Linked DNA regions of Mus musculus: region 1 is linked to region 2. The links are chromatin loops, found by intact Hi-C in ENCODE. Cell type or tissue: gastrocnemius. All regions are shown on one strand. Each heading gives the region's core, and the rest is flanking DNA. Links, peaks and the distances in the headings are about the cores only. Region 1 holds the start of Gm46040 (a long non-coding RNA gene). Region 2 holds the start of Gm32507 (a long non-coding RNA gene).

Region 1 (15,876 bases), core at 8,209-10,708, 170 kb before region 2:
GCGTGCGTGTGTGTGTGTGTGTGTGTGTGTGTGTGTGTGTGTATGTGTATGTGTGCGTGCGTGCGTGCACACACAGGATAGTATCTGAGAGCTCACTGACCACAAACTGTCCTCTGATCTCACATTCTTGCTGTGACATGTCTCCACTTCAGAAATGTCAAAAAGGAGAAGGACAACGGGAAAGCAGAACAAGCTGGTGTGGTGCACACACTTGAGGGGCTGAGCCAGGTGGGTGAAGAACCCAAGGCCACAATGAGTCCTACAGAAGCCTAGGCAACACAGCAAGACTCTGTGTCAAAAAAGCACCAACGAGGGCTGGAGAGATGGCTCAGCGGTTAAGAGCACTGACTGCTCTGCCAAAGGTCGTGAGTTCAAATCCTAGCAACCACATGATGATGGCTCACAACTATCCATAATGAGATCTGATGTCCTCTTCTGGTATGTCTGAAGACAGCTACAGTGTAATTAGATAGAATAAATAAATTAATTAATATTTTTTTCCTTGTGTCTGCTTCATGTGCAGGAAAAAAACTGTACTCACTCAAAAACAATCTTGGCAAGTTAGAAAGAACAAAGCAACACCTCAGCAGTTATATAGATCAGAAGTTATTGATCATATTATTTACTGGTTATCAGCACCACATGGTTCTACACGCTGACCTACAAACCAGTTTGTGTGAGCTGACTCGACCACACAGAGCAGTGTGGCTCTCGCATATCCTAGGGCTACCATCCCTGCCCCAGACCACAGTGGCTTTCTGCTTGGCCAGCTATGTGCTCATGACACTTGGATCTAGCCTCCTCTCTTCCCTCTTCCCTTCCTCCTTCCGTCAACTTTCTTTGTTTTATTTTTTGAGAGACTGTTTCAACTGAGACTGTCTCAGTTCGTAGCCCAGGATGGCTTCAGCCTCCTAGGTGCCGGGGCGTGCACTCACCGCCAGACCTGGCTCTGTCTCTCTCTTTTTCTTTTACAACCCCGTATGGTAAATTAAAAAGGAAAAGTGTTTGATGGCGAGCAAGTTCTTGGCATGATCTTCCGCTGAGCACTGCTGGAAACTGAAAATAAAGGATTGTGTCAATGACAGCTTGGCAATGGAATGTCTCTTTGCTTTGTGTTTGTCTGAGACAGGGTCTCACCTCAGGCTCACTATGCAGCCAAGGATGACCTTGGTCTCCTGACCCGCCTTTTTCTATACCCCTCTGTGTTCTGGGATTGCAAGCGGATACCACAACACCTGACAGTTGATGAAATACTCCCAATTAATGGCTGGTGGAAAACATGTCTGAAGAGGGAACTCATCTGAGTGGGATTTGCTGGTATCACAGTGGTGATCCTCCAACTTTAAGCTGAGTGGGACAGCTCCACTTGTGCCAGGCATGGCGATAAGCACACTCAATCCTGACACTGAGAAGGTAGACAGAGGATGGTGATTTTGATGTCATGACTACATCCTGAGAACCTGCCTAAAACATAACAATAAAACAAAACAAACCTACTTCTGTTATTATGAGTTAGAATCCTGAGAAAAACAGAGCAGTGTCCCACAGTGGATAAGATCCATTATCAGGAATTGTTGCATATTGCATATACAGTCACACAACCACAGTTGAGTCCACAGACAGTCACGTGGGCCTGTGAGCCACGTTACCCAATGCACGTGTGGGCCCCAGGATGCCTGCAGGAGTGTATAACCTCTTGACATTGCTATGCAATGTTGCCATCTACAAAGTTCACACAGGAGTAAAATTCTTAACAATTCATACCTGCACACACAATCTCATAATGTTTTAAGTAAGTTTACGATGTTTGAGCTGGGTCTGGGTGCATGCAGCCTGCGGACAGGTAGGACACATCTTGGTCAGAAAAAAGATGATTTGTGTGAAAGTACCTATGCATAATCTCTCTGAAAGTGAAGCAAGAGGCTAGAGAGGTGACTTATCAGTTAGGAGAACATGCCGTACGATCCTGAGAGCAAAACTTACGGTCCAATGGCCCACATAACAAGCCAAGCAGACTTTGAATTTCTAACCCTAGGTCTGGGGTTAGCTGGCTTCCAGTCCAGTCAAGAAAATATAAGCTCCGAGTTCTGGGACAGACTCTTCAAAGGTACAAGTGGAAAGCAAGAGAGGAGGGCACAAAGTCTTCCGTTTGTACGCATGTTCATGTGCACCACACCCACTCCCATATATATGGGCACATACACTTACACACGTACACACACAAATAAATAAAATTTAGAGGTAGGGGCCAGAGGGTTGCTCTGTGGGCAAAGGTGTTTTTTACACCAATCTGAAGGCCTGCTTCTAATTTCCAGAACCCACATAAAAGTGCAGGGGAGGAAGTATTCCAGCGTCATCCTGCCCTCCCACGCATACCCTGGCACAACCACACCCACACCTACAGATATCACACAACAGAGAAACACCAAATAAAACACTTTAAGTAAAGCCAGTCTTACCGTTTCTAGGGACAGAAGTTTGATTTCTTATTTGTTAAAGAAAAACAAGGGCTATCAAACGTGTAAGGGCAAAAGGAGCTGTGCGAGCTGTTGTGGAAGCATGCAATACCCAAAACATCGCTCAGGGAGCTGCTTGGCCTTCTCGGCTCTGCCTGAAATGAAACCATACTTAAAGTTTATGTGAGACTCTCACCATAGGCCAAGCTACTTCATATTCATTCACACACACACACACACACACACACACACACACACACCCAATGTATCTAATGATAGCAATTTCTCAATGCCACAATCTAAAAACACATCTGATAGAAACGATAGCAAGGCAGGAAGGTAACTGGCACACACACACACACACACACACACACACACACCCCCAATGTATCTAATAATAGCAATTTCTCAATGCCACAATCTAAAAACACATCTGATAGAAACGATAGCAAGGCAGGAAAGTAACTGGCCGTCTGTTACTTTACGTGTTCTTGATCCAAATGATTTGTCTGGTGCTTAGCTCAAGACTCGAAGCGGTCTCATATCACAACTACTACGAATAAAATGAAAATGATATGACTGAACCTCTCCAGCTTCAATCCACAAAACCATGGAGCCCAAAGTGGCTTACAAACCTCCACTGTGAGCCTGTGTGTAAGTGTGTATGTTGTGAGTATATGTGAGTATGTTCAAGTATGTTAACATGATTGTATGTGTATTTGAGTGTGTGAGTGTATATGATAAGAGTTCATGTGTGTGAGTATATGTGTGTGTGTGTGTGTGTGTGTATCACACTACAGGTTAGAGAGTACAGAGAGCAGCTCTCAAATCTCCCACATACTTGACCACTTGGGAAATGACATACTCCAAGTTATTCACTGCCACACTGGCAGTGTATGCAGAAGATGGCAGCACTGGGCTCAAATCTGGAGACTTGAACATATGAGGAACACTGATTTCAATTATTTAAAAGTTCACCAGTAAGCATTGGAGCCATGCAATGGAATATTCTATACATGCTAACAGGGTAGCTCACAATATAAAAACAGCCTTAGGAAATACAACTAAATAAGAGAATACAAGGCATAGCTCAGTATATATAACATGCTAGCTATACAATGTTACACATGTCATATATACAGAAGAGAAAAATGTATATGATAATATGCATGATATAAAAGTAACTAATAAAATCTTGTAAGTAACCGGAAATAGTATGTGCAAATCACATATGCAATGAGTTTGTATCTAGAACAACAACCTAAACATCATATAACACCATTAAAGAAAAAGGGTTAATAGACATGTCTCCAAAGACCATACACAAATGCCCAAGAACATTATGAAAAGACAATAGTGTAACTCATCAGCAGAGAAATGGAAATCAAACCACAGACAGCTGTTCAATATCCTGTGTTCATTTCTTGATGGTTCCACTGATGCCAAGTCTAAATTAGTTGACTATTCTTTTCTTTCTCTTTTAAAAGAAATTATTATCACTGTGTGTGTGTGTGTGTGTGTGTGCCACTGAGTACACAACTTTATGGAGTCAGTTCTGTCTACAGAATTTACATGTGTCCCAGGGCTCCACTCAAGTTGTCACGTTTGCCCAGCAAGGGCTTTAGCAGGTAGGTCACTTCCCCACACAATTAATTGTGATTAATGTCCCACTTTAACTATCTTCTAAGGTACTGATCAGTAATATCACAAGCTCACATTGACGTAAAACACATCCTAGAACTTCCTCATCCTGCAGATATATGAGTGACCCTGCACGTCTCTCCCATCCCACCTTCTCTCCAACTCCTAGCTTGAATTTACAAATCTTATTGATTCTTGATATTTTTTTCCTCAGCAGTGCTCAGCAATATAATATTGACTAGTACAAGGAATTTTTTAAAAAGCCATCAGAAACAAGTTGCATTAACACATATGAAATCTCCAAGTTTTTCATAATAAGTCACTGTTAGGCTGTAAACAAAAGGTAAGACAGGAATGCTTACTACTCAAAGTTCCTTCAAATTAGCCCCTCGCCCCCCCCCCCCAACACACACACACACACACACACACACACACACACACACACTCACACACGGTGTCTTAGTTAGGATTACTATTGCTGTGGTTAAGCACCATGACCAAATGCAACTTTGGAGAGAAAAGAGTGCAGTTTGTTTATAGTTCTATTTCATAGTTCATCTAAGGCAGTCAGGTCAGGAACTCAAACAGCAAAAAACCTGGAGGCAGGAGCTAATTCAGAGGCCATGGAGGGGTGTTGCTTATTGGTTTGTTCAACATGGCTTGATCAGACAGCTTTCTAATAAAACCCAGGACCACGAGCCTAAAAATGGTACAACCTACAATGGGCTGGGTTTCTCCAATCAGTTACTAAGAAAATGCCCTACAGGCTTACCTACAGCCTGATCTTATGGAGGCATTTTCTCAATCGAGGCTCCCTCCTCTTCAATGATATAAAAACTAGCCCTGGCTTGCCTAAAGAATTCTCATTGTAGACCAGGCTGGCCTCAAACTCACAGAAATCTACCTGCCTCTTCTTTCAAAACAATGGGATTAAAAGTGTGCGCTACCATACTCAGCCAAACATATTTTGCGAATATACTCAAGTGTGTGCTGATGCCTTCAGGGGTCGGAAGAGGCAGTGAGATACCTGGAGCTAGACCCACAAGCAGTTGTGAGCTGAGCCACAGGGGTGCTAGGAATCGAACTCTGGTCCTTTGGAAGGGCACAGCAAGCATTCTTAACTGCTGAGTGACTTCTCCGCCCTCAACCATTAATTCTTGGTATTCTATATTTCTGACTCTCATAACAGCAAGACTACTTCTGTCTGCGTGTGCAACAGAACGAGATTAATGCAACTCTTATGACCCTTGTCAAAAGTTCACAGAGAGCACTCCATTTTCCCAAATGTTCTTTCCTTGGTCTAAGGACTCCCAATTTTGGGGATCTCCTTGTCCAATAATACGTCGGAGGTCTTCATTGCTATGTTCGGCCTCAATTACCAGCCTTTCTTGGAACATGAAACTTGGATGATACAATTGTTACGGTTTCTATCTAAACTTGTTCTTGAAAGCTCCTGTGATAAAGCTTCTGCTTCTGAGGATGCTGTTGAGAGGAGAATAGACCATAGCAGCGCTAATGTCATAAGTGGATTATCTGTATTAGTGCAAAGTACCCTTGGGAGGCAGGGTTTGGCTGGAGGAAGGAGGTCACGGGGAGGGGTTGACTGTTTTGCCTACATGTATGTCTGTGCACATGTATTCCTGGTGCCCAGGAAAGACAGAAGAGAGAGGTAACGACGGGTGTAAAGCACCATGGGCATTCTGGAAATTAAATCTGGGTTCTCTGGAAGGACAGTACTCAACACTGAGACGTCTCTCCAGCCCCCAAAGGGTGTCATCTTGTCCCGAGGCCCTTGCACTGCGACTCTCTGTCTAAAATAAAGACAGCAGCTTTCCTCTCCCAGGCCCTTCTGCCCCCATGTCCTACCCCACCACATATGTGCCTGGTGACAGTGGGCTTGAACCCTCTGAATCTGAGCCCAAACGAAGCCTTCCTTTAAAGCTTCCCCAGGGTCTTGTCACAGCGATGAAGAACTGATCTAAAACGATGGCTCTGATCAGATGGGCAGAACAGAATGCTGTACCTATTGAACGCATCAGTAAATTACTGACTCTTACTGAACACACTATCAAGGGCCAAACGCGACTGGATTAATGTGACTACCATAAGGTCAGTGTCTGTCACAAAGGGAAGACATTCTTCACATTTCTCTCTAGGGAAGAGGGAAAACTGGCAGCCACTGCATAATAACAAGAACCGTGCACACTCAAGCAGCCCCCACAAACTCAGGACAGAAACCCAAAGGTCGTTTCAGGGTTTGAGCTCTTCTGCTCATACGCACAACCTTGCTTCATTCAAACCTTGCTTGTTTTAGAGCTGAAGAGATAGCTCAATGGTTAAGAACACTTGCTGCCCTTCCAGGGGACCCAGGTTTGGTTTCCAGCACCCCTTTCAGGTGGTTCCCAACTGTCTATAATCTCAGCTCCTGGGGATCCAAAACCTCTGCGCTCCTGGCCTCCGGAGGCACCTGCAACTATGTGTACACACCCACGTGCAGACATGTACCTACATATACTTTTAAAAAATAATACATTACTTCTTTTTTTCTTTTTTTTTTAATTAGGTATTTTCTTCATTTACATTTCCAGTGCTATCCCAAAAGTCCCCAAACCCTCCCCCCAACCCCCTACCCACCCACTCCCATTTCTTGGCCCTGGTGTTCCCCTGTACTGAGGCATATAAAGTTTGCAAGACCAAGGGGCCTCTCTTAATACATTACTTCTTAAAGTACTATGTTTTCGTAAAGCTCTGGGTTTTTTGTCATTGTTGCTCTGGTTTTTTGGCCCTCATTCGTAACTCTGTTACCAACATAAGCTATTACCCATCACTTCAGAGCCTTTCACTCACATGTTATCCAGTCACAATACAGCTTTACTGTGACATCAGCAGTTACTCTGCCAGGAGTAGTTTACCACTGGCCACTGAATCAAGCCTATGGGCATCTAATAATGAAGTTGCTTTTTTTTCTTCTCTCTGAGCCAATAAGGTAATGGCCATAGTGAATACTTTCCAACTATATAGATTACACCATTAGTATATAATACATTTTAGATATATATACTGCACTATACACAACATGCATATGCAATCTTCTTTAGTGTATGCATGTGGAAGAGCTTGCCCTTACTAAAGAAGACATAATTTCCTCTTGTGTCTCTCCAGTCTCCAGGGTGAGCCCTGGCTCGGGGGCTGAGGAGCACTCCCAGACAACACTGCAAGGCAGAGGGTTCACCAACCCGGGAACGGCGACAGCTGCAGCCCCAATCATGCAGTGATGCTTTCCATTTCAGTTCAGTTACAAGGGGAGCCAAGTACCTCGCTCATCTGCAGACTGGTGAGTCAGGTGGGGTACAGATGGGATGAGGACTCCAAAACTTTCTCCCCCTTGTTTTTGCGTGAAATCATGAAATTCAACTACCGGCATCGAAGGCTTTAAAAAGTCCATATTTCATTTTATAATTAAAATCCAATTTCCAAAATATCTTTTTCACTAAAATTATTAAAATGCATTTAAGCCGAGAAGCTGCATTTCCAGCTTCTATGTATCTATGGCTTGCTTTCAAAGGCAGTTTTAAGACAAAGATCTAGTTGCGTTGGAAAATGTTTAAAATATACATATCACCTAAAACACATGAAAAGACTGCCTCTAGCCAGCACAAGCCTAGTAAGTCCGTAGGCGAAGATCATGGTAAATTCTTCACTTAAACATTTTAGTATTATGATTAATCCTTATCAGTTATATCAATTATTTGATTTTACCATGACCTCTTTTAAAAATATTTGATTGATTGATTGATTGATTGATTGATTGTATGGGGTACTGAGAACACACATGGACACCAGAGGACAGCTTGGGGAAGTCAGTTCTCTATTTCTATCACTTGGGGCTTAGATTCCATCAGCCATGGTGGTAAGTGCCCTTACCCACTGAGCCATCTCACCATTCTTTTCCTTGTTATTTGAGACAGGATCTTTTATGGAGTTAAGGCTGGCTTTGCACTCCCTATGTAGTTAAGGATAAACTATGATAACTATTTCAAAACAACCTGACTTTTCTATGTGTATACCTCTTTATAGAGTTTGCATAAAAGGGGAGGAAAGGGTGGGCTGGAGAGATGGCTCAGCAGTTAAGAGCACTGACTGCTCTTCCAGAGGTCCTGAGTTCAATTCCCAGCAACCACGTGGTGGCTCACAACCATCTGTAATGGAATCTGATGCCCTCTTCTGGGGTGTCTGAAGAGTGCAATGGTGTGCTCATATACATAAAATAAATAAATCTTTAAAAAGCAGGGGTGTGTTTGAGGAGAAAAGATTACAGCTGAAAGATTCTCTACAAATTGAGAGCATTTCTGACTGGATTATAAGCACTGTTCTATTTTTTTTTAATTTTTATCTTTTCATAGTAAAAGATGTTTTAAAACATGTTACCTATAAGCCTAAAATACTCAAGCAAATATAAACTTCAGAAGCAAACATAAAAGCCACATAATATTTGAGATGAGACTCTGAATTAAAACATAGCATGGTAAAAATGAAGAATCCATGCTTCTGGGTGCTTTTACAGAAAATGTCATTTTTTTTCTATTAAAAAATAAAAAATAAAAAAAATCTATCCAATTGTGAAGGACTCTACAGAGTAAAGACATAGATGTTTCAGGTCTGAGAGAATATTTTTTTCAGATTCTGTAGTATGACAAAAGAAATCTACGACTTTCAATAAGAGAAAAACGTACTAGAATCCCCAAGCCTCCTGAGAGCACAGCTAAGCGGTGTGCTGGTCTTCCCCCTTGGAGCAGGCACGGCTGCTCTGATGCAGCGCAGGCCCTGTCTCCACTCTATTTTTCATCTCTTACATTCATTTTGCTTTACTCCCCCTACGCTCCCCTCCTCCACATTAAGAACCAACATTTATCAAGTGCAGTGTCAACAAGAAGCAACTCAGGGGAGACATGGTAAATAATAATCGCTTTATACACATTTAAAAAAAAAAACAATAAACCCTACCCCAGCAGTCCTAATGTAAATCACTTAAAACATACACACCACATCTAGCTAATGGAGAGTGCATTTCTAAGGCGTATTTTCTATTTGGCTGGAGAACAACAGTGCTGGTGCGAGGAACACATTGGTGAATTCAAAGCAGCGCATTTGGGAAAAGGTTTTCTGGCCATCGGTCTGTGAGGGATCATCCTCTATTTACTTATGCGTGAGTTTTAAAAGCTCATCCCCGAATCAGCTTCCTGGAACTCTGGTTTTATAATGGGCAGTTAGGCCAGCAGGTGTCCCCACATGGCTTGACTCTATCAGCCCTACTTTGGAAAGTAGTGGTAGAGCAGGGTATGGCGGCTCTCAGCTGAAATCCTAGCGCTCAGGGGTGGGGATCAGAAGCTCAAGGTCGGGTCTGGGCTGCACTAAACTGAGGGATGCCAGTAAAGCAGAGGTGACCAAGCACATGCGCAAAGGTTATGCCTGCAACCTCAGCTGCTGTGCCATTTAAGCAGAAGCATCCTACGCAGGACACCCCAGCTTGGAACTACATGAGCACAGACATCCCTATCCAACTCGGTGAGACTGCCTAAGGACAAGTGAAAATAACGGGGTGTGGCTTAGGGAGTCACCTTGTGTGAATAGCACAAGGTCTTGGGTTCAATTCCCAGTACTGGGAGAACGAGGGGAGGGGCGGGGCTGGAGAGGTGGATCATCAGTGGGTAAGAAGCACTTGCTGTTCTTCCAGGACTCAGATTCGATTCCTGGCACACACGCTGCAGCTCACAACCCACTGTGACTCCAGTTCCGGGGCATCTGATGTCTTCTGCCGGCCTTCACTGGCCCTGCACACTGCACACGTGCGGTACATAGATGTATGTGCAGGCAAGACACCACACATCAAAACATAAAATCAATGAAAGGCACTTGCCACCTAGAAGTGGTGCCAAACACTTGTAAGCCCAGCACTCTGGAAGCTGGAGCAGGAGAATGGCTGCGGTTTGAGGGCAGACTCAGTCTCAAACAAAGAGGGACGAGTGTGCGGAAGCTGTGGGGGCACCTCCTATGGAGCAGAGTGAATTACCGTTTCTGTTTCTGTAGGTACCGTGTTTCCAGAAACCTGGTCTAAAACGCTATGGCGCTTCCTGATGATCACTTTAACATGCATTTCCAAATGTGTATAAACTCAAAGAACACAAGCTCCCTCTGTGACCCTTAGCTCTGTCCTCTAGATGCAGGTGGTTGGTGTGAGCAGACCGCACAGCAGTCACGGGTATCCCTCTGCTGATAGTAAAGGCAGTCACGGCACCCACATCTGCAAACAGAGAGCCCATAATTGGGTCCCACCTTTCCAGTCTATCCCCACACATCAAGATCTCATTACTTTGAAGATTTTTAGGCCATAAAATTGTTTCCATGGATACAGTGGAAAAGGTATAAAACATCAAAAAGGCAAAATAATTATACATGCGTACATTCTCTCAAACACCTATGCATTGCAAAGAATACTTAGGGATCCAATATTTATATAAAGAAACTATTTTATCATTCAGCCCCAATAACTTGTACGTTATTTTATTTTTTGAGACTAGGTCTCAAGTATGCCAAGCTGGCCTTGAACTGTACATACAAGATGGCCTTAAACGTGTGATCCTCCCTCCCCAGCCCCTCAAGTGTGGGGGTTTATGTGATACTAGAGAATCAAAGCCTAGCTTCCACACCTACTAAGCAAGCAAGCATTCTACCACACCCCTATAGCTGCGATTCAATTCAGAATTTTAAGACTACGTTTCAGTTTTGCAGTTCTATCATCCTGAAATCTTAAACATAATTGTAAAACACCCAGACCCAGAAGACCGACGTGACGTTCCACAGTCCACCATGGAGCCACAGAGATCTCAGGGGCTTGACTCCCCACAGTCTCAAAGCCCACCACGATCTGTTACACTTGCCTGCATACGTGTTGGCCTTATTCAGGAGGTCTGTGCATGCATGCATATCAGCAAAAGCCCGGATTCCTAAGCAGTTGACAGGGTGAAGCTGGGATTCTAAAAATTCACAGCATGTCTTCTTCACATCCTGTAACTGTAGCAGGCCAGCTGCTGGGAGGAGGACCTGCAACACACAAGTGAAACACTTAGGCATCGGTGGGCTGCTGCCCTTCCCTTTGTCACCTCTATGCACGCGCACGCGCGGTAGGTCCAGCCACAGACGACAGCTCGAATCTACAGCCACATATTCCACACAAACAAATGAAATTAATTATTGCAAAAATGGTGATGAGTCTTCCCACTCTCCATCGTTTCCACAGAATCTCTCACAGGTCTCCCTGGTCACGTACGGACATCACACTGGATTCTCTTAATGGTTTGTTGTGTAACATAAAACCTTCGCTTGAATTTTTTAAGTTTTTACTTGGTAGTGTGTGATATGTGTTAGGATCGTGTGTGCCACAGCCGTTGTATGTTGGTCACTTCTCTCGTCCACCTTTACATGGTCAGCCATCTCTCCAGCCCTCTTGTAATTTTTAAAACACAGATTATTACAATGCTAGGGGGTGCTATGGTTCGACAACAACAACAACAACAAAACAACAACAACAACAACAGCTTTGTTTCCTTAGTGTACGGCGTCACTGACTTCCAGGACTGGCAAAGGGATGGGCCCAGATACATAACACAAGGAAACTACATTTCATAGAAGGCTCAAAGTTCTACGGCTTGACTAATGGAACAACCTACTTTGCCTGGGAGACAGAAGAGGCGAGTGGATACGCATCAAACAATCTCAAAGTCAGCCTAAGTCTCAAGCTCCAAGCAGACAATTTCTCTAGAATGTAATATGTATGCTAAGAAGTAATACTTAACAGGTAACTGCCTGATAATGTTTAAATGTGTATTTGTGTTTAAGTAACTCCAAGCAATTTAATATTAATCACAAGTTAAATATAAAGGTTATAGTACAACCACCATCATTTCTGGACATTTCAAATAGGTGAAAAGTGCAAACAATTTTCTCTGCAAATGAATTAGGATGCTGTTGCCATTTTAAACACCACATTTGAAAGTCAAACTAAGGAGAAAAAAATTTATTTAAAAAGTCATGAAATTCCCGCTGTTCTTATGAAGGCCACCTCCCCTGTCCCCCAAGTCAACTACTAGAATAAACATTTTTAGACGAGAGTCCATTAGCATGAAAAACAACCTTCTAAATTCCTTGAGGGGCTTTGGAAAGACTGGGATGCAGCTCAGTGTAGAATGTGTGGGGAAACAAAAACCAGTATTACTCTAATATGCCTTACACTGCAGACCAAGACAAAAACAACTTAGGATATCTCTAGTGACTTTCCATGTCTAGGTAATAAGACGAATGTGGAGAAAAAGAACAGGTTTCTTTGGGGGGGCAGGGATCACAAGCTACCCCGCTTTCCGACATGAAGCATGGAGGATCCCACTCCAGGATGCTGAAGCTGTGTGTGCATGCACATGGACACTGACTGAGGCTGTGTGTATATGCACGTGTACACTGATTGAGGCTGTGTGTATATGCACGTGTACACTGACTGAGGCTGTGTGTATATGCACGTGTACACTGATTGAGGCTGTGTGTATATGCACGTGTACACTGACTGAGGCTGTGTGTATATGCACGTGTACACTGACTGAGGCTGTGTGTATATGCACGTGTACACTGATTGAGGCTGTGTGTATATGCACGTGTACACAGATTGAGGCTGTGTGTATATGCAGGTGTACACAGATTGAGGCTGTGTGTGCATGCACATGTACACTGATTGAGGCTGTGTGTGCATGCACGTGTACACAGATGCTATACATGAGCAGTAGCAACTATCAAAACTAAAGTCGAAGGCATTTAATTGTGACTGAGCCCCACGCTATTAACTACCATTCTCCCTGACACACAGGAAGAACATCTAAAGATAACAGAAGAAAACCAACATGTGAAGAACACAGATGAATGAGGTGGTTACAGCCAAACCTTTTGCATAGCGTGCAGAGTGTACTTCGCTGCATTAAGGGAATAACTCTCCGTGGAAGGCTTTAATTGGTTGATCACGTTCACATTGAAAAGATTTTCTATGCTTGCTCTAATTGTGCTCTGAAGCAATGTAAAATACCTTCCAAGGCACTTAACAACACAGCTATTTAATTTAGCAAACATACGTAGTTTAGGAAGTGGTCTTCGGTGTAATATTCATTCTTTGGAATTTATACAAATAAACTGTAACGATCACCCATCTAATCGGCTTTTCCCCAGCAATGACACGGTGTTTTTCTGTAGGTTCCACAGTACTGATAACAGCAGATGAGAGGAAAAAGCGGCTGAGAAGAAAGAAACCAGCTTGCTTACACACCAGTGGGGGTACAGACCTGGGAAATGGATTCGAAGAACAGTTTGTTTATTTCAGCCAAAACTGCCAGGGCACATATCCTCTGACTCAGCAACTGAGTCCCCTGACTTGCTACCAAGTTCACAGGCTCCTCTGTAACAGAGGCCCACCTCAGTGTGACTATGGGCAAAAGTGGAAGTTGGAGGTGGACCTGAATCACAGGGCACTGATTAAGTAACTAATAACTGTTACCATCCCTCAGTGGAACACCTTGCACAAAATAAACTATATATATCCAAGAAAGCAATGCAGGCTTTAAAAAAATTTAGAAGAGTGTGTGTGTGTGTGTGTGTGTGTGTGCGCACGCGCGTGACAATGTGCACAGTGGCCTCAAGAGGGTACAGGTATTCTCCTGTTACTTTGGGTCAGGGTCTCTTCCTAAATCTGAGACTCTCACTTTCTTGGTTAGTCTAGAAGCTATCAAGTCTCTACACGCCTCTCTCTGCCACCGTCCTTCGGGTCAGAGTTACAGATGTTGGCTTGATTCCGTGGGTATTAGAATCTGTCCTCCCATATGCATGAACACACAACAAACCTTTCACAACTGCTGCGCCCTCTCTCCAGCCCCATTTATCTACTTTACTGGTTTTAATGTAATTCATTAAGAAGTACAGAGCTAGCCCATTAAAAGATTAAAAATTTATTAAAATAATAAATGTGTAAGTCTACACAAGTATTTAAAAGCAAAGGTAGAAAGGTTCTTTTGAGAATAGACTACTAGATTTTTTTTAATGGATTGAACAATAAGTTCATTGTTTTTAATAGGCTTGAAAAACATGTTGAACATGTGTGTCAACTGTATAAAATATGTATTACTATTTTTATCTTGCTAGTAAATCCTTACTTGGTTTTGTGATGTAACTTTACAATGACCAAACTGAAAGAACTCATAATTATGTAATTAATTATGCACAGCCTCAAAACAAACAAAAAAATTATTATCCTAGCTTGTCAACATGACATCTAGTGACCACCAGTCACTCATGATATCAACAGTAAAAGTAGCTATGGCCACATCAAAACCTACCTTTGAATCGATTAAACAGCTGGTTAAAACAAAACAAAATAAAAGATATCAAACGAACCACACCCCATTACCAGAGCCACTCAGTTCACAGAGACCCTGGGGCCATGTACCTTAGGTTGCAATCTACCTCACAAAGAATTCAAACTCAAGAGGGGTTATAGATGATGTCTAAGTCATATGGTCATGCCATGGGAAGCTGGAGATAGACTACAGTTTACAACTCCAAGACTTTCAATCCCATCTCTAGGTGACTTCTAAATATCCCACGCTATCCTTTCCATCACAGTGCTAAACACAACCACTCAATAAAATCAATTCTCAGAGTAGCTTCCGTATTTAATGGAGTACCAGGACAAGCAGAGAGCTGGCGGCCAAGAACACCTAATTATCCTGATTATGTAGAAGTTAATCCAGAGCCTTGGAGAAGCCATGTAACTCACCTAAGGCCATACATATGACATGGAAATAAGACAAGCCTGACATGTGAATAGTATTAACCAAAATGGGGTAACTACTTCAGATAGCATAGACATTCTGTGCTCATGGTTCACTGTAAATCAGGGACTGGAGAGAAGGCTCAGTGGCTACAAATGCTTGCTCTTCTCTAGATGACTGGAATTCAGTGGGTAGCCCACTATGGTTCCAGGGACCCAACACTTTTCTGGCCTCTGTGGACACTCATGTAGGCACGTGCACATGCCATGTCCACACACATGCACACTCGAACACATGCGTGCACAAAATCCTTGAAACTTAAAACAATGTTGTGGACCAATGCAGCTCAATGGTTTACTGAATTAAAAAACTGGATACAAAGTTGGGAGGGCCTAGGAAGTGGGGATGGATCTACGAGGTAGTTAGGCACAATATAGGAAATATGGTCAAGATACACTGTATGAAGTTCTCAAAGAATCAACAAGCTATTATATTAAACATATAAACTAACAGGGGTGCATCTAAAGGTTACTTCTATTTATTTGAATTATATAAGCACTCTTAGATAAGTCCATTTAAGCAAGATTAAGCCATGGTAGAGAAAGAAATTTAAAAATTTATTAGGATTCATAATTCTGAACATGGCAGAATCCTGAAATGGCATGTATTTTGGAAAAGGCTAATTTCTGAGACAAAATTTCCTGTCTCGTGTTTTCAGTATTCAGTGTGATTTTCCATGTCAATAAAAGGGCACATGGGCTGTCATAACTCTGGGGCTTATCTTCTTCTGTGTCAGGAAAAGGAAGGAAGCACCCAGAAGTGAAAAGGGCGGTTTCTTTCCTTATCGTTTGATGCAGGATCTCTCTACACCATAGCAGCCTCAAGCTTGTCCTCCTTCTGTCCCGAGAGGTAAGATCCCA
Region 2 (15,876 bases), core at 8,756-11,255:
GCTGGTTTTTGAGACAGGGTGTCTATAGCTTTGACTGTCCTGGAACTCTCCATAGAGCAGGGTGGCCTAAAACTCAGAGATGCACTGGTACTCGGGTATCCTGAATGCTGGAACTAAAGGCGTGCACCACCACCGCTCTGTAAGACAGCCTCTTACATCCTTCAGTGGCAAAGTATTTACCTAGCAAGGCCTTGAATTTGGACCCTAGTACCACTTGGTGGGCATGACTGTGGGTGTGGCTTGGTATGAGTACTTGTGGGAGGGGGAAACCTCAAAATCTAAAAGCAGGGGGGCTTGGTGAGTTACTCCCCTCTCCCTGCAGTCTCATTTTTGAAGCTGAAATATGGAAGCTCAGGGTTTTTTCTTTCTTTCTCAGTAGTCAGTTCTAAGGTACTTTACCTTAAATGCCTTATCTGAATGCTCTAGGACCATCATGCCTTTGTAAGAATCCCGTGGGTGGGGAGCTAGAACGTCTCAGACTAAAGTAAGTGATGGAAAGTCTCATGACCTGAAAGGCCCGGAACAGAGTCTGATTTTATTCAGTGTGAGGGCAAAGCCATTTGAGCATTCTGAACAAAGGAACATCATAATTTGATTTTTTTTCTTCTTACAGATCACTCTGACTAATATATAGAAAACAGACTGAGATGAGAATTGAGACTGAAACAAAGAAATTGCTTACAAAGCCATGGAAATACCCAGGAGCATCTGGCATGTGGCTCAGGCGGTGATCTCAGCCCATGGGAGCCAAAGGCAGGAGCTCCAGGCCAGCCTGGGCTGTGAGACAACATGACAAAATAAAGAACAAGCAAACAAATAAACACAACTAGTCCTGGTAACAAGAATAAACATCCTGGAAAAGGGGAAAAGCAAAAGATGGGGTAGAAAATGGGTTTTCTATACATTTTGTGACTAGAGCCAACAGGGCCTATGTGTTGGCTAGGCTCTGGACTAGCTCCAAGTTTTTAGGCCTTCATGGCTGTTTAAAAAGAAAGTTTTTAACTTTTCTGCTTTTCACCAGAAAGTGAAAAGACACCATAAACCCCACTTGTCTCCATTAAAGAACAGGCCTGATTTCCAAAAAACGGCCGTAAGGCACCAGCTCCAGGAACCAACTATAAAATCCAAAACAAGATCATAAACACCCTCCTAAAGAACAGCCTGGGGGTAACGACAAAAATGGGGAAATATCTTATCTCAGAACGGGTCATTTGTGCTGGGCAGCCCTCTCTTATCCTATGGTTAAACATTCATGACAGGAATGCAGACCACTGACCACCTGTGACCCCATAGCACCCACCAATGAAATTTTAGATTTCCTAGTCCCTCTAGAGAGTTTCCCCAGTTCCCTATGTGCCTGCACACATTTGTCAGTAGTCACCATCTCAAAAGATGGTTAACCCCTGCACACTAGTTGTTTCTGCAGAATAAACGCTCTTTGTTTTTGCATACTGAGTCTGAGGTCTCCCTTCAGCGATTTTCAGATTCTTACAAAAGAGAATTTATTTATTTTTTGTTTTTGTTTTTTTTAATATTTTTTATTAGGTATTTTCCTCATTTACATTTCCAATGCTATCCCAAAAGTCCCCCATACCCTCCCCCCTACTCCCCTACCCACCCACTCCCACTTTTTGGCCCTGGCGTTCCCCTGTACTGGGGCATATAAAGTTTTCGTGTCCAATGGGCCTCTCTTTCCAGTGATGGCCGACTCGGCCATCTTTTGATATATATGCAGCTAGAGTCAAGAGCTCCGGGGGACTGGTTAGTTCATAATTTTGTTCCACCTATAGGGTTGCAGATCTCTTTAGCTCCTTGGGTACTTTCTCTAGCTTCTCCATTGGGGGCCGTGTGATCCATCTAATAGCTGACTGTGAGCATCCACTTCTGTGTTTGCTAGGCCCTGGCATAGCCTCACAAGAGACAGCTATATCTGGGTCCTTTCAGCAAAATCTTGCTAGTGAGTGCAATGGTGTCAGCGTTTGGAAGCTGATTATGAGATGGATCCCCCGATATGGCAGTCTCTAGATGATCCATCCACAAAAGAGTATTTATAATTGCACAGTTCATACATTTTTTATTCCCAGGTATTTTGAAACTATATGTTAAATGTGGGTCGACTTAACTTTTTGCAAAAAGATAAAACAAAAAGTTTTTTCTTTAAACAAATTCATTAACACATCTTAATTGATTCTTAGGTACTAAAACTTAAACATTCGGAGCACAACCTAGGTGCTGAATTGCATAGAGAAATGCACGTTGTTGGGCCTCAAATCAAGTCTCCCCTGGGTGTGCTGATCAGGTGTAACCTCACACTTGAAGGCGGAATCTGCAGGAAGAGTAGGAGTTCAAAGTCAACCTCAGGCCAAAAGAGAGAGCTGTATGTCTCTAAGTGAGAGGCAGAGGAAGGCAGATCTTTGTGTTCCAGGCCAGCCTGGTCTACAGAGTGAGTTCCAGGAGAGTCACGGCTACACAGAGAGACCCCCGTCTCAAAAACAAAACAAAACAAAACAAAACAAAACAAAACAAAACAAAACAAAACAAATCAGTCTCAACAACGTGGCGAGTGTAAAGCTAGCAGTGGCTGTGTGAGACACTGTAACACAACAAAACCCCACCCCCAGTGATCTGAAGCAGGGCCCCAGAATTCACATCTCTGACCAGTCACCAGTATTGCGACTGTTGCTCATGTTCCTGCTAGAGCAAAGGTCTTGGAGAAGGAAGTTTGCGGAAGACAGGGCGTCACTGGCGCCGCAGCGGGTCTTGTAGCGCTGCTACAGTGAAGTCAGGATCCAGGGAGCAAAGGTAAGCTTTCTATCCGATGATGATGCGGAGGAATCCCCAGGAAAGAAGGGTAGAAAGGACGGGGCTGGGGAGAAGGTTCACACGCGACGCGCACTTGGTGCTCTTGCAGAGGACTGGTGTTCAGTACCAGTGCCCACACGGCAAGCAGTCACCATCTTCTGTAGCTCCAGTTGTAGGGCACCTGGCCTCTGACCTCTCCGAGCTCCTGTGTGTATGTGATATACATTCCCATTCAGGCACACGTGTACATATTAAAAAGTAGTAGAAACTTGAATTTTTTTTTTGTCAGTTGGAGCAACAGTAACTAGCCAAAGCTTTCCCCTCAAACCATAGAAACTGCAGAAATGTGAGATCCAATCCTAATCTAAATATAAACACCATATTTCAAACACTTGCAAATCACTTCCCTTTCCTTCCTTTTTTAGAAACAGATGACAGAAAATCTTAAATGTTATTTCATAAGTAGATGAAGCAAGAGAGAGTGTTTATAATACTGGAGTTCAAACAACTTTGCTTCGATTCATCTTGTCACTGTTCTCTAGTTATGAGGGGTAAGTATTTGAGAAGCTCATTAGCACGCTAAGGGTGGGGCTGGAGGCACAACTTGCTTCTTTTTTGAGACAGGGTTTCTCTGTGTAGCCCTGTCTGTCCTGGAACTCACTTTGTAGACCAGGCTGGCCTCGAACTCAGAAATCCGCCTGCCTCCGTCTCCCGAGTGCTGGGATCAAAGGTGTGTGCCACCACGCCCAGCTTCACAACTTGCTTAAGTGCGTTTGCTGCCAGTTCAGAGAATGGGAGTTTGGCTCCCAGAACCCACATTGGGCAGATTGCAATTGCCTGCAACTGGCTCCTGGATCCAGGTCTAGGGGACCCAACAACCACTTCTGGATTTATTTTTTTTTTATTTTATGTATATGGATATTTTTTGGATTTCTTTTTTAAATTTTATGTATATGGATATTTTTGCCTGCATGCATGTGCTGTATGTGTGCCTGGTGTCCTCAAAGGTCAGAGAACGTTTGGAATCCCTAGGATTGGAGTTACAGATGCTTGTGAGCTGCTATGTGGGCACTGGGGATGAAACCCAAGTCCTCTGTAAGAGTAGCCAGTGCTCTTAACTGCTGAGCCAGGCCTCCGGTTCCCTTCTTAGCCTTATAGCAGATTGAAGAAGGCTTGAGGCTGTTCGTCAATACTATACCTCCATGTTTATTATGTAGGGATGCTCACATATAAAATCACTGCATCTCTTCCCCTAGAGCAGACTGTGCAACTCCCTAAAATTTGCAATTATTTGAGTATATCCAGTTGAAAGATTGCCATGGGCCAGGCAGTGGTGACACACGCCTTTAATCCCAGCACTTGGGAGGCAGAGGCAGGCAGATATCTGAGTTCGAAGCCAGTCTGGTCTACAGAGTGAATGCCAGGACAGCCAGGGCTACACAGAGAAACCCTGTTTTGTTTTGTTTTGTTTTGTTTTTTTCTGAAAAAAAAAAAGGAAAGAAAGAAAGAAAAAAAAAGAAAAAGAAAAGAGAAGAAAGATGGGGGTGGGGGAGGCTAATACTTAAAGCCTTAAGTGAACCTGTTTTCTGTTGCTTTCCATTCATGCCTTAAAATTGTCAATTATGTAGAGCTGGGAGTTGGTCAGAGGTTCAGGGTACTTGCTGCACTTTCAGAGGATCTGGGTTTGATTCCCAGTACCCACAGGGTGATTCAACTACTGATGACTCCAGCTCCAGGGTAGCTAATGCCCTTTCTGACATCCATGAGTACCAAGCACACACATGGTGCATGCATATACATATATATACATACACACACACACAAACACACACACATGTGCAGGCAAACAACTCACACATAAAATGAATAAATCTAATAAAAATGTCATCTAAGATTTCTTTATAAAGGCAATATTGAAGACAATTTAAAAAGAATGCATGTGCAAAATCATCTCTTCGGCAACGTAGCAACCTTATTCTGTTGTCTCAATCTTGCAATTTTAAAATAATTTCAGAAAGGGCTGAGAAGAAGGCTCTGCTGAGCCTAAGAGAATGTCCTCTTCTCTTCCATAGGGGCCAAGTTTAGCTCCCAGTCCATAGTGAGCAATTTACAGCTGCCTATAACTCCAGATCCAGGGCATCTAAATGCTCTCTTTTGCCCTGTGGGCACCTGTGCACACACAAGGCATAGGCATGTATACACATGTATACATACACATAAATTTAAAAAGTCTTAAAAAGTAAATTTCAGATGAAAACTTTTTCTTCCATCAGAAACACCCACTTTCCTGTGTTCAAAGTACACTGCATACAATAAAATGGCAAGTGTCTGGGTGTAGTGGTGCTTGCCCAAAGTCCCAGAGCTCAGGCGGCAGCAGGCAACTCTCCGTGGGTTCAAGGTCAGTGTGTACAGTGAGTTCCAGGACAGCCAGGGCTCTGTAGGGAGAATTTCTCTCTCTCTCTCTCTCTCTCTCTCTCTCTCTCGCTCGCTCGCTCGCTCGCTCTGTTTTGCCTGGTTTGATGGTATACACCTGTAATTCCAACACTTAGGAGGCTGCAGACGGAGGAGCCACACAAGTTAGAGGCAAGCGTGCATCATACAAAAAGGTTTTTTTTCCAGCTTGGGAGAGTGAGCTTCCGTCTCAAACAAGCAAAGTAGAGATAGCTGGAGAGATAGATCAGTGGTTAAGCGTGCTTTCCAGAAGGCTGGGGTTTAGTTCTCAACATCTATATAGTTGTACACAAACAGCCATGTTTCCAGTTCCCGGGGATTCAAGCATCTCTTCTGGTGTCTCTGTGGACACAGTGTGCCTGGAGAAGAAAACCACTCGCATACATAAGCAATGGCAGATCTTGTGTCAAGGGAGGTGGACAGTGTTTCTGATGATAGTAGCGGAAGTTGTACTCTGACCTACACACACGCACACACACACACACACACACACAGAGAGAGAGAGAGAGAGAGAGAGAGAGAGAGAGAGAGAGAGAGAGAGAGAAACCTGAGAGCTCACATCCAGATCCACAAACAGGAAGCACAGAGAGAGCACACTGGGAATGGTGCTAGTCTTCCGAAACCTCAAAGCCAGCCCCAGTGACACACCCCCTCCAACAAGGCCACACCCCCATCCTTCCCTAACAGTTCCACCAACTGCTGGTCTAGATATCAAACATATGAGCCTATGGGGCATTCTCAGTCAAACCACACCTTCACGTAGGCGGTGGAAAGCCTAGGACGTTGTTCTCACGTGAGCTTACATTTTGCTGGAGCTCTGGCCACAGACAGGGAGCAGATCTCTCTGCATAGGAAGCCCCCAGGAGTAACCTTCATTGTTCGCTGAGTGTAATATCCATTACTGTATCAACGCTTGATATTAGCATGTATGCCATGAATATCAATTCTCTTTTCCTGGTCTTATTAAAGGGAAAGCAAAGTCATCTACACTGTAGTTTTTCAAAGCCACAGGTTTGAAATATTCCTTAATTTTGGTTGTTCACCCTGGCTTCTTGTGTCTGTCCCCTCACTGTAAGACTTACAGTGACTGCTAATGCGGGGCTCAAAAGTCTGGCCTTGGTGACCTAAACATGGTGATATTGGCACCGGTAGTAGGGGTCTCCTCCTTATGTAAGGAGCGTGATGCCCATCTCACTGTATTACCCCGACTGGCCGCTAGCTGCCTCAGTTTCTAAGTATATATTACTCTGTCACATGGAACTCTTACATTTTAAAATTACAACTTTGGGCATGGTAGTGAGGCTGCAATTCCAGCACTTGGCAGAAGGATCATCCGAATTTGAGGCCAGCTTGCTCTGCATAGTGAGTTCCACGCCAGCAAAAAGATGAAAAATTAATTGAATTCTGTCTTTAGACGTTTGGCTCTATTAGTGTCCTATCACCAAGTGCGGCACTAAGTTCTTTTCAAAGTCTAGCTCACTTTGCTTTCTTAGAAGTCACTTTTAAAGCCTCTCAACTATACCACTAAAAGGAATCAGGACCATCATTGTAAGGGCTTAGCCAGAAACTGAAAATTTGATAGCCTACAGCAGCGTTATCTTTGTCGGACTAACATGGGAACAGCGCCACTCAGTGGTGATCATAGGAACTGCACCACTAAAGTCTACGACGTTGCCAGTCACCTCCTCTAATCTCCCACATCATTCACAGTGCCCCAAAACACACAGTGTAAATCACGACCTGCCCTGACTCCATTGCTTGAATCTAGGAAGCAGCTACTGGTGTGGTGTAGGGATGCAGCGCTCAGTAGAGAGCGATGTAAAGAGGTGGAGAAATTGTATCTTCACAGAGCCTGGGAGTTAGTCCCGAGCAGATGGCCTGAGTTCCATCTGGCAACCCAAATAGTGGAGGGAAATAACGGACTCTAGAGGTTGTCCTCTCATCTCCACGTGTGCACTGTAATACTCTCGTGACCCTTCCACCTCACCCCTCCCGTCCACCATAATAAATAAAAAATAATGTTTTTTTTTTTTAAATACAAGAGGAAAGAGAACAGAAACGTATACACACAGGCATGTACACACACACACACACACACATCCATGAAAGTAAAAGTTGAGGGGACAGTAAGGGAACATAAGAAGTTGGGGGGGAGCTAACGGGAGGGTATGGTAGAGCACAGTACATTAGTGCATAAAAATGTCATAATGCAGCGTTATTATATACAATTAATATATGATAAGAAAAGAGTTCTTCTTTTGTAGGGAAGAAATACTTGTGGGGCGGGCCTGAGGGGGTTGGTGACACACACCTACAGTCCCAGTACTTACTGGTGAGGTGGAGGCAGGAGGATCAGAAGGCCAATGCTATCCTTGGCCACATACTTAGTTGGAGTCCAACCTGGCCTACATGAGACCCTGTGTCAACAAAAGTAAAACAACAAATATATTTTGATAAACTATTTGGGGAAGGGGCTACAGCGTCGAGAAACTGCGCAGACAACAAAATGTGAGCTATACACGGATGCAGGAAACAAGGAGAAATGTTCCTTTGGGGTTTTCGCCAATTAGAGAAATCCGGAGGAGAGAAGCAGGGCAGTGGCGGCACAGCGGAAACAGGTGAGGACCCTGCACTCCCCCCCCCCCTCCCCAGCCCTTCAGGAAATCTGCAGAATCAGCAAACACCCGGCAGAGACTGGATTCTTGCAGAAGAGCAATGGCAGGTGAACAAAGAGAAATGAGGGTTACTCCTGAGCGATCTGCTGCCCGTCTGCTGTGGGGCGGGGGCAGTGATAAGCCACAGGCGCTCAGCAGTCTCACCCATGAGCCCTCAGCTTCTCAGCCCCTTTGGCTCTAGGTTACATAACTCTAGGATTGTGGTGATTAGTCTTGAGTGTCAATTTGATGGGCTTTACGATCACCATGGAAACAAACCTCTGGGGAGGTGTAGAGGGCACTTTTAGATTAGGATGAAATAGGAAGACTCCCCTCACCCTAAATATGGGCAGCACCATTCCATGGGCTGGGATCCTGGAACTGAGCCCCCAGCACCACCTCTAAAGGTGAGCACTCTCATCGTCTGAGAGTTGAGCACCAGATCCCTCCCCTAAGAGCTGAGCGCCAGCTACATCCTCCACCCCCTGGGAACTGAGCACCAGCTGCACCCCACATCCCCTGTGAGCACCAGCCTCACCCTCCACCCCCACCCATGCTTCCTGCCTCTTGAGATGAGCGATTGCCTGGAGCTCCCGCTGTGTGAGGATCCTGTCGGGATGGACTATGTAGATGAGCTATGAGGCAAAATAAACCTTCCTTCCTTAAGTCTTCCTGATACTCTGTCTCCAAAACAAGAAAAGTATATGATACACTGATCAAAAGGCAGGGTCTCATATTCCAGGTGTAGAGATAAATATGTCCAAAAGCATAGAGGTGGGGCTGGGAGGCAGGTGTGAGGGTGATCATCCCATCTCTGAGGAGAGATGAACCGAAGCCTCATAAGGCCATTTGCTAAAATTCACCGGTGCTGAATTTAGCATCGATGCCATCTGAACTTCTTCCAGGGGAAACATCTAATCAGGGAGATTGGGCAGAGTGATTTTCACTTGCTTAGGATGATGCTGAAATTAATCAAAAGGCATTTATTAGATACTTAATTGCACTTAGTGCAGTGCTGGAGGCCCACAAAGAGCACTGTGTGCACCTGGCCCCTCCACCCCAGCAATTTATAATATAGAGCAGTGGAGAGATGGGGAGGGGAGGGGACGGGACAGGAAGGAAGCCAGAATTTCATGAGGTCCTCAAACATAGCAGTCTCATGCAAAGGAAGATATTTCTTTTTCAGTGTTGGAGATTGAAGCTACTCTTCCTCCAGCTCGTGAGGCAAGCTTCTACCACTTACTCTGCCTTTATAAATGTCCGTCTGTCCACTTTACAGACAAGGAAAGTGCTGGAAGTCGAATTTAAGTTGAGCTTGGTTATTCTAAGGCTCTCTGCTCAGCACTGGTTAGCCTTGGATGGACTGCAGACAGACAGGAAAATGTGCTCAGAATAAAAGGTGTTCTTAAAACTGTAAGACATGGCTGGCACAATAGCCAAGCCAGTCAAAGCTCGAGCCATGCCAGCTGATGACCTGAGTCTGAACCCTGGAACCCACGGTGGGAGAAGAGGAATAGCCGTGCCCTCCATGCACGGTGTAGCATGCACACAGGCACACATTCACATGCCTGTGAGTGTGCACACACACAGTAACAATAGTGAATATAAGTAAGAGTGAATTATGTGATGAGCTGTAATCCCAGTGTTTGGGCAACAGAAACAAAAAATATCAGGAATTCAAGGTCATCCTGTCAACTACACAACAAGTTCAAGGCCAGCCGGAGCTCCGTGCCAGTCTGTGCTGAAAAAGAAGAAAAACCTAAGAAGAGATGACAAGACAGGGAAAGGGAAAGGTGGCAAGAAGGAAGGAAGGACGGACAGAAGGACAGACAGGAAATACACAGACAATCAGAGGGTGGTTGCCAATCTGATGTCCTCAGCCTTCCTGGCCTATTTCACGTCCTCTCAGCGACCTGCACACACAGGCCCTGTTTGTTCTGTTCCTTACCACGGCTCTCATTTTACTTCTCTGGCTGCTTGCTAACCCATTCTTCAGCATCCTGTGTTTCTTACCTGTCATGCAGGACAGGATCACAAGTTCAAGGTCATCTGTAGCCACAGAAGGAATTGGAGGCCAGCCTAGGCTACATAAGACTCTGCCTCAAAACACAAAAGAAAAAAAAAAAGTCCAACACAGCTAAACTAGATCTGAATCCAACTTTACTTATTTTTAAAGTATGTTTAGATTTTTTGTTTTGTTTATTATTCCTCTGTGGGGTGGGGTATCCGTGGTGTGGTGTAATAAATGGAGGTCGGGGAAAACACTGTGGAGTTGGTTCTTTCCTGCTACTTAAAAAAAAAAAAAGATTTACTTATTTATTTTATGCATGTGAGTAGACTGTTGCTGTCTTCAGACACTCCAGAAGAGGGCATCAGATCCCATTATAGATGGTTTTGAGACACCTTGTGGTCGATAGGAATTGAACTCAGCCAGTGTTCTTAACTGCGGAGTCATCTCTCTAACACTTTCCTGCTACTTTTCATGGGTTTAGGGGATTGAACGAAAGTCATCAGGTCAGGCTTTCAGAGTAAGCACCTTTACCTGCTAAGCCACTCAATGGCCTGACTTTCTATATTCTTAATAAAGAATTAATCAAGGAGGGAGAGGGGGGAGGGGGAGGGGGAGGGGTAGAGGGAGAGGGAGAGGGAAAGAGGGGAGGGGGAGAGGGAGGGAGAGGGAGAGGGAAAGAGGGGGAGGGGGGAGAGGGAGAGGAGAGTGAGAGAGAGGGAGGGATTGTTAAGTGACACATGATCCTGTAAGTATGTAATCTTACACTCATTACATCACACACAAACAGGCACATGCTCAAGCATGCACACACACATTTCACATTGCTGCCTTGCAATCAGAAAGGGGACTAGCTGGGAAAAGAAAGGGAATGAGTGGGAGGGGGCAAGAGAAGGCAACGGGCGCTGTATATAACTAAAATACCTTATACACACACGTATGAGAATGCCATAATGAAACCTGTTATTACATATAATTAACAGACGCCAGTAAATGCTCATTTAAAAGAGTAAAGGCCAGTTAAAAGTGTGCAGTACATAAGGAAATGTCCTTTGAGGATTTCAGGGCTGTTCCTTCCCAGGGTCTGTGGAGAAGCTGGTTGTAGAGAGGAAGGAGCCAACATGATTCAGCTAGCTGTTCCAGGACACGAGGACAGGCATTCTTTCCAATGGACAAGTCTAGTCACTGTCCTTGGGGCCCAGTCTGCTCGGCGTTGATGACATCTTTGCCTTCCAATTCCTCTTCAACCACAGACCTTGAGGACTCTTCCTCAAATCTCTCTTCATTCTTCATGAGATATCTCGTGTAACCCAGGCTTGCCTCTAACGCACTATAAAGCAAAGCCTGGCTTTGATATCACGATTCTCTTGTCTCCTCTAAGACCTGGGACTACAGGTGTGTGCCACCACACCCACTTCCCCAGTTGGATTCTGTGTGTGTGTGTGTGTGTGTGTGTGTGTGTGTGTGTGTGTGTTTAAAACTTGGCCTGCAGAGATGGCTCAGTGCTTAAATGCACTAACCACTCTTCCAAAAAAAACCTGGGTTTGATTCCCAGAACCACTGTCTAACTCCAGTGTCTCATCTGGCCTCCCTGGGCAATAGGCACACACACAGTGCATAGCCACACATGCAAATAAAACACTGAAATGCATAAAATAAAAGCATTTTAAAAATACTTTGTATATAAAACAAAACAACTCATCCGTTGCGATGATGCACACTAGCGATGCCAGATTTCACTGTGTGAAGGCAAGTGGATCAGGAACTGAAGGCCCGTTTCAGTGCACATCAATTTCTAGGTCAGTGTGAGCTACTTGAGACTTTGTTTTAATTTTTACAAAAATGAGGACTGGGCAATGAATGGCTTTTGCTGTCAAGTCCAGGATTCACATAGTGGAAGAACTGACTTAATCTTGGGTCAAGTGTGGCGGCTCATCCGAGCATTCCACTAGGCAACAAAGACAGGCGAATCTCCGAGGGTTCAGTCTGGTCTACATAGTGAGTTCCGGAACACGTAGCGCTATGTAGAGAAACCCTGTCTCATAAAAACAAAACTGAAACCAAAAATAATCAAAGGACAGAAAAAGAAGAGATGGGGAAGGGGAAAACAGAAACAGAATACCTTAAAAAAAAAAAAAAACTACAGAAATTTCCTGTGGAGACATCTGTAAATCGTGTTATAGAAATTGGAATCTATTCTAATTAAGTCCCTCTACAGGTGGAATTGCGATTTTTACTGCGTCTTTTTCCAAACAGAGCTATCTATATTGTTGCAAACAAAAATTGCGCCAACAGAAATAAGTTAATATTCTAAAGAGAAGTAGTTTACTTGGTTTAAATGGTTGCTCGAGAAATTCATCCTTTAATTTCCAAATCTCTGATAAATGGATGAAGCAACAGTTTAGGGGAAACCCCAAAACAACCGCCTGGGCTACACTGCAGCTCAAAGCTGGAGTCTGCAGGGGGGGCCACGCCCCTGGCTGCTGATCGGCTGATCTAGGTGGAGGGGCGTGGCCTTCGGCGGCCGGGGCGGGGCGAGCGCAGAGTGGGTGTGTCCGAGGCGGGGCGCGCAGGTCCTAGTAGGTGCGACTGTCCCGGGCCGTCGGCGCCCGGGCGCTGGTGGAGAGGTCAGGCTGGCGGGGCATCGGCCCGCGACGGCGGGTCATGGCGGCGGCCGGCCGGCTGGAGGACGTGAGTGAGGCGCCGAGCCCTGTCCCCGCCATTCGGCTTCCTGTGCTGGGCTCAGGGGGCGGAGACTGCGGGCTAGGAGCTAACCAGAGCCGCAGCGGCTCGACCATCGGGGACGCAGGGTGCGGGGTGACGCGACGGGCGGGGACCGCGGACCCCGGGAACGTCTTCCTGAACGATCGGAGGGACACGGCAGGGTGGGCGTGCGGGACCCTTCACTCGGCGGCTCACGTGCAGTGCGCGTCTTTGGTTCCGGAAATGGGAGCTTCACGTGATGCGAGCTGGCTTGATCTGTCCTTCCTGGGAGAGACTGACAGGCGGGCTTGCAAGCCCGGGTGACCCGGCTTCTGTGGGCCCTCCTGCGTTGGTCGGAGAGCACCCGGAACTTGGAGTGACTCTAACCTCCAGCATCCCTCGGGCGGACTTGTAGCTCTCATCTCCCGGAAACGCAGATTGGCGCATAACAGTTATCATGTGCTGTTTTGAATGTAGGCATGATAGGAACAGTGCTTGGTTGCTTTAAAAAAAAAAAGTATTCGGTTGCCCAGTTCATGATGTAGCCATTATAGAATAATACAGTTGCAAAAATCTTGAGTTTGCAAGCTCATTAAGACACTGATTTATTTGAAATTGGGTGTGGGGCGGGGGAAACACTTTGGGAGGAAACATGCGTTTGTTTCCAGAACAAACTGTTTTGTCCAGTGGCATAATACAATTCCTGCCCTTGAGAAATGCAAGGCTGACATTATCTTAGCACAGTGACCTGAGCTAATAACTAATAAAAACATTATCATGGTCTTAGTATAAAAGTACATCAAAATAATAATAATAATAATGATAATAATAATAATAATTAATAATAGCAAGGTTCCAGAACTGTAAGGGCTTAGATTCTTGTGTGTTTGGGTCCTGCAGTCATTTATTTATTTATTTGTTTATTTAAGACTTGCTATGTAGCCCTAGCTGGCCTGGTACTCATTATATAGCCTAACCTGGCCTCAGATTTGCCTATCTTCCCTGACTCAACCCATTTTAATGCTAGGATGATGTAGCTAGTTACATTTTCTTGATGAAATATGTTTCTAACAGCAGGACTAATCTAGTTATTTTTCAACTGAGAAAATGGGAAAGCAACTACTACTTGGAAACTTAATACTTAGGCCTCTCATGGAGGGCAGTCTTGTAGCTGCCCTAACCAGACTAATCCTGGCACTATGTCATGCCATATGGCCACCTCTACCTCTCTGCTCAGCTCTGGTCCTGTTTACCCCCTTGTCTGCTGGCTGAATCCCTCACCTCTGATTTCTTCTCCCAGAATCCCTTTCTCTCCTGGAAAAGCCACCCTCCACTTCCTGCCTAGCTCTTGTCTCTCCTCTCCTTATTACAGCCAATCAGATACGATTCTAGATCAGATGGGGAGAATGAATATTTACAAAATAGAAACCCAGTAATGGGCTGTAGAAATGGCAAGACCAGGATTCTGCCAGCATTTAGCTCTCTGCTGGTCCAGAATTAGCAATTGGAAACACAGAGACACACCTTCACAGAATGTACCCCAACTTGAATATGCTGCTGTTTCCTTACCTGAGATCTGTCGTCTACAAACGGCCTTTTGTTGTATGACTACCATCAGACCAAGAGAGGGAGAGGGGAAATATTTAAAGATATTCCCACATGGATTTTTGTTTTTTGTTTTTTTGTTTTTTTTTTTACAGGCTCATACTAGGTAACTCAGGCTAGCCCCTGGCTTACAGTAATCCTCCTCCTGAAGCCTCCTACATGCTGGGATTATAAACAGCACATGCCACTATACCTGGGTCCCAGTAAGGCTTAATACAGCATAGACATCAAGTCCCCAAAGGAAGCAGTTACTGGGGGAAGAAAATGAAGAGACAGTATTGAGGTCAAAACAATAGCTGAGTTCTTTGGTAGTAACTCACTCGATCATAAGTCATGGCAATGGGTTGGGCGAACGTGGTAGAGTTCTTGCTCGTTTAGCATCCACACAACCCTGAGCTCAGTCTTTAGCACCACATAAACCAGGCATGGTAGCACACACCTGTGGTCCCAGCACTGAGGAAGTAAGGGGAGGGAATCTTAAATTCAAGGTCACCCTTGGCCTTAGGGAGTTACAGACCAAAATAGAGGAAGTGAAGGAATGATTTGAGGTTCTGGGGATGTAGTTCAGTGTTAGAGCAGTTGTGTAACACACATGAGGTCCTAGGTGTGGGGTGGGGGGAGACTTGTAAGAAGATAGAAAAGTTGATTGATGAATTGATTGAAAATGATTCAAGCCAGGCAGTGGTGGCTCACTCTTTAATCTCGGCACTCAGGAACTAGAGGCAAGTGGATCTCTGAGTTGGAGACTAGCCTGGTCTACTTAGTGAGTTCTACAGTAGCCAGGGTGACAGAGACACCTTGTCTTGGGGAAAAAGAAAGAAAGAGAGAGAGAGAGAGGAAGGAAGGAAGGAAGGAAGGAAGGAAGGAAGGAAGGAAGAACATAGAAATAGCAAAGAGAGAATGAAACTTCTAGCTGAACTTTGTAGAGCTGAAACTTGCCCTTTTACTAGTGGAGAAATGAGTGAAGGAGACGGTGGCGTTTGCTGTGATAGGCATTGTAGGTGGGGAGACAAGTAGGCATGGTGTAGAGATGGAAGGAGTTTCCTGAGAGCAGTTCCAGGGTGCAGCGAGCCTGGTGAAGCATTTGGGTTCTGCCCTGAGGGTAATGGGGAAGTACTCACAGGTTTTGTGAGGGTTAACCTGAGGGGTATTGTAGACTTCTTCAGAGCATCGGAAGACTCCTGAGGTCAGGATACTGAAAGGTTCTAGCAGAAGACCAAGAAAATGGGGAGAACCTGGGTTCAGACAGAGTGGGAAGGATGGTAGAGATCAGTGATCATGTAACGACCAGGAGAGTAACAGAGTTCATAGCCTCTGGTGTGTATCTCAGTGACAGAGCACTGCTCTAAGGCTCAGCTCCCAGGGGCACAAAATAACCAATTAGTAGAATAAACAAACATATCCCAGCCCCTAGGAGAAGAAGGTGGGAAGATCGTGTGCTCAAGACTAGTCTGGCCCACATTTTGAGACTCTAGCTCCAAAAGCAGGGGTGGGAGTGTTGATATAGAGGTCAGACTTAGTGGCCTCCTTATTTAATCCCAGCCCTTGGGAGGCAGAAAGGTGTGGGTCTGTGTGAGTTCAAAGCAAGTCTGGTCTTCCTAGTGAGTTCTAGATCAGCAGGGTTATCTAAAAAAAATTATTAATAATAATATA

What was found. Hi-C counts contacts between places; a loop is a spot of excess contacts. Peaks named below come from ENCODE experiments on the same cell type or tissue, not always from the same donor. Only the 100,000 strongest peaks of a DNase experiment are listed, where the experiment ranks them.
Region 1: it touches region 2 in a loop (5-fold over the local background); 19 of 42 quality-filtered maps call a loop at or near these places.

Annotation. Positions count from the first base shown.
Region 1 is chr8:64,768,663-64,784,538 of GRCm38, forward strand. Klhl2 (kelch-like 2, Mayven) reads right to left here. Exons shown (of 15, transcript NM_178633.3): 5 at 11,036-11,198. Gm46040 (a long non-coding RNA gene) reads left to right here and starts at 6,837. Exons shown (of 4, transcript XR_003947556.1): 1 at 6,837-7,083; 2 at 7,260-7,431; 3 at 15,753-15,865. In gastrocnemius, for the core only: a CTCF peak has its summit at 9,366 (motif pointing right); no DNase peak of the experiment used is centred there.
Region 2 is chr8:64,934,728-64,950,603 of GRCm38, forward strand. Gm32507 (a long non-coding RNA gene) reads left to right here and starts at 2,672. Exons shown (of 4, transcript XR_379050.2): 1 at 2,672-2,802; 2 at 3,228-3,353; 3 at 7,725-7,871; 4 at 9,094-10,008. It overlaps Tmem192 (transmembrane protein 192), which reads left to right and starts at 12,458. Exons shown (of 6, transcript NM_028427.3): 1 at 12,458-12,606. The coding sequence starts at 12,580. In gastrocnemius, for the core only: a CTCF peak has its summit at 10,284 (motif pointing right); no DNase peak of the experiment used is centred there.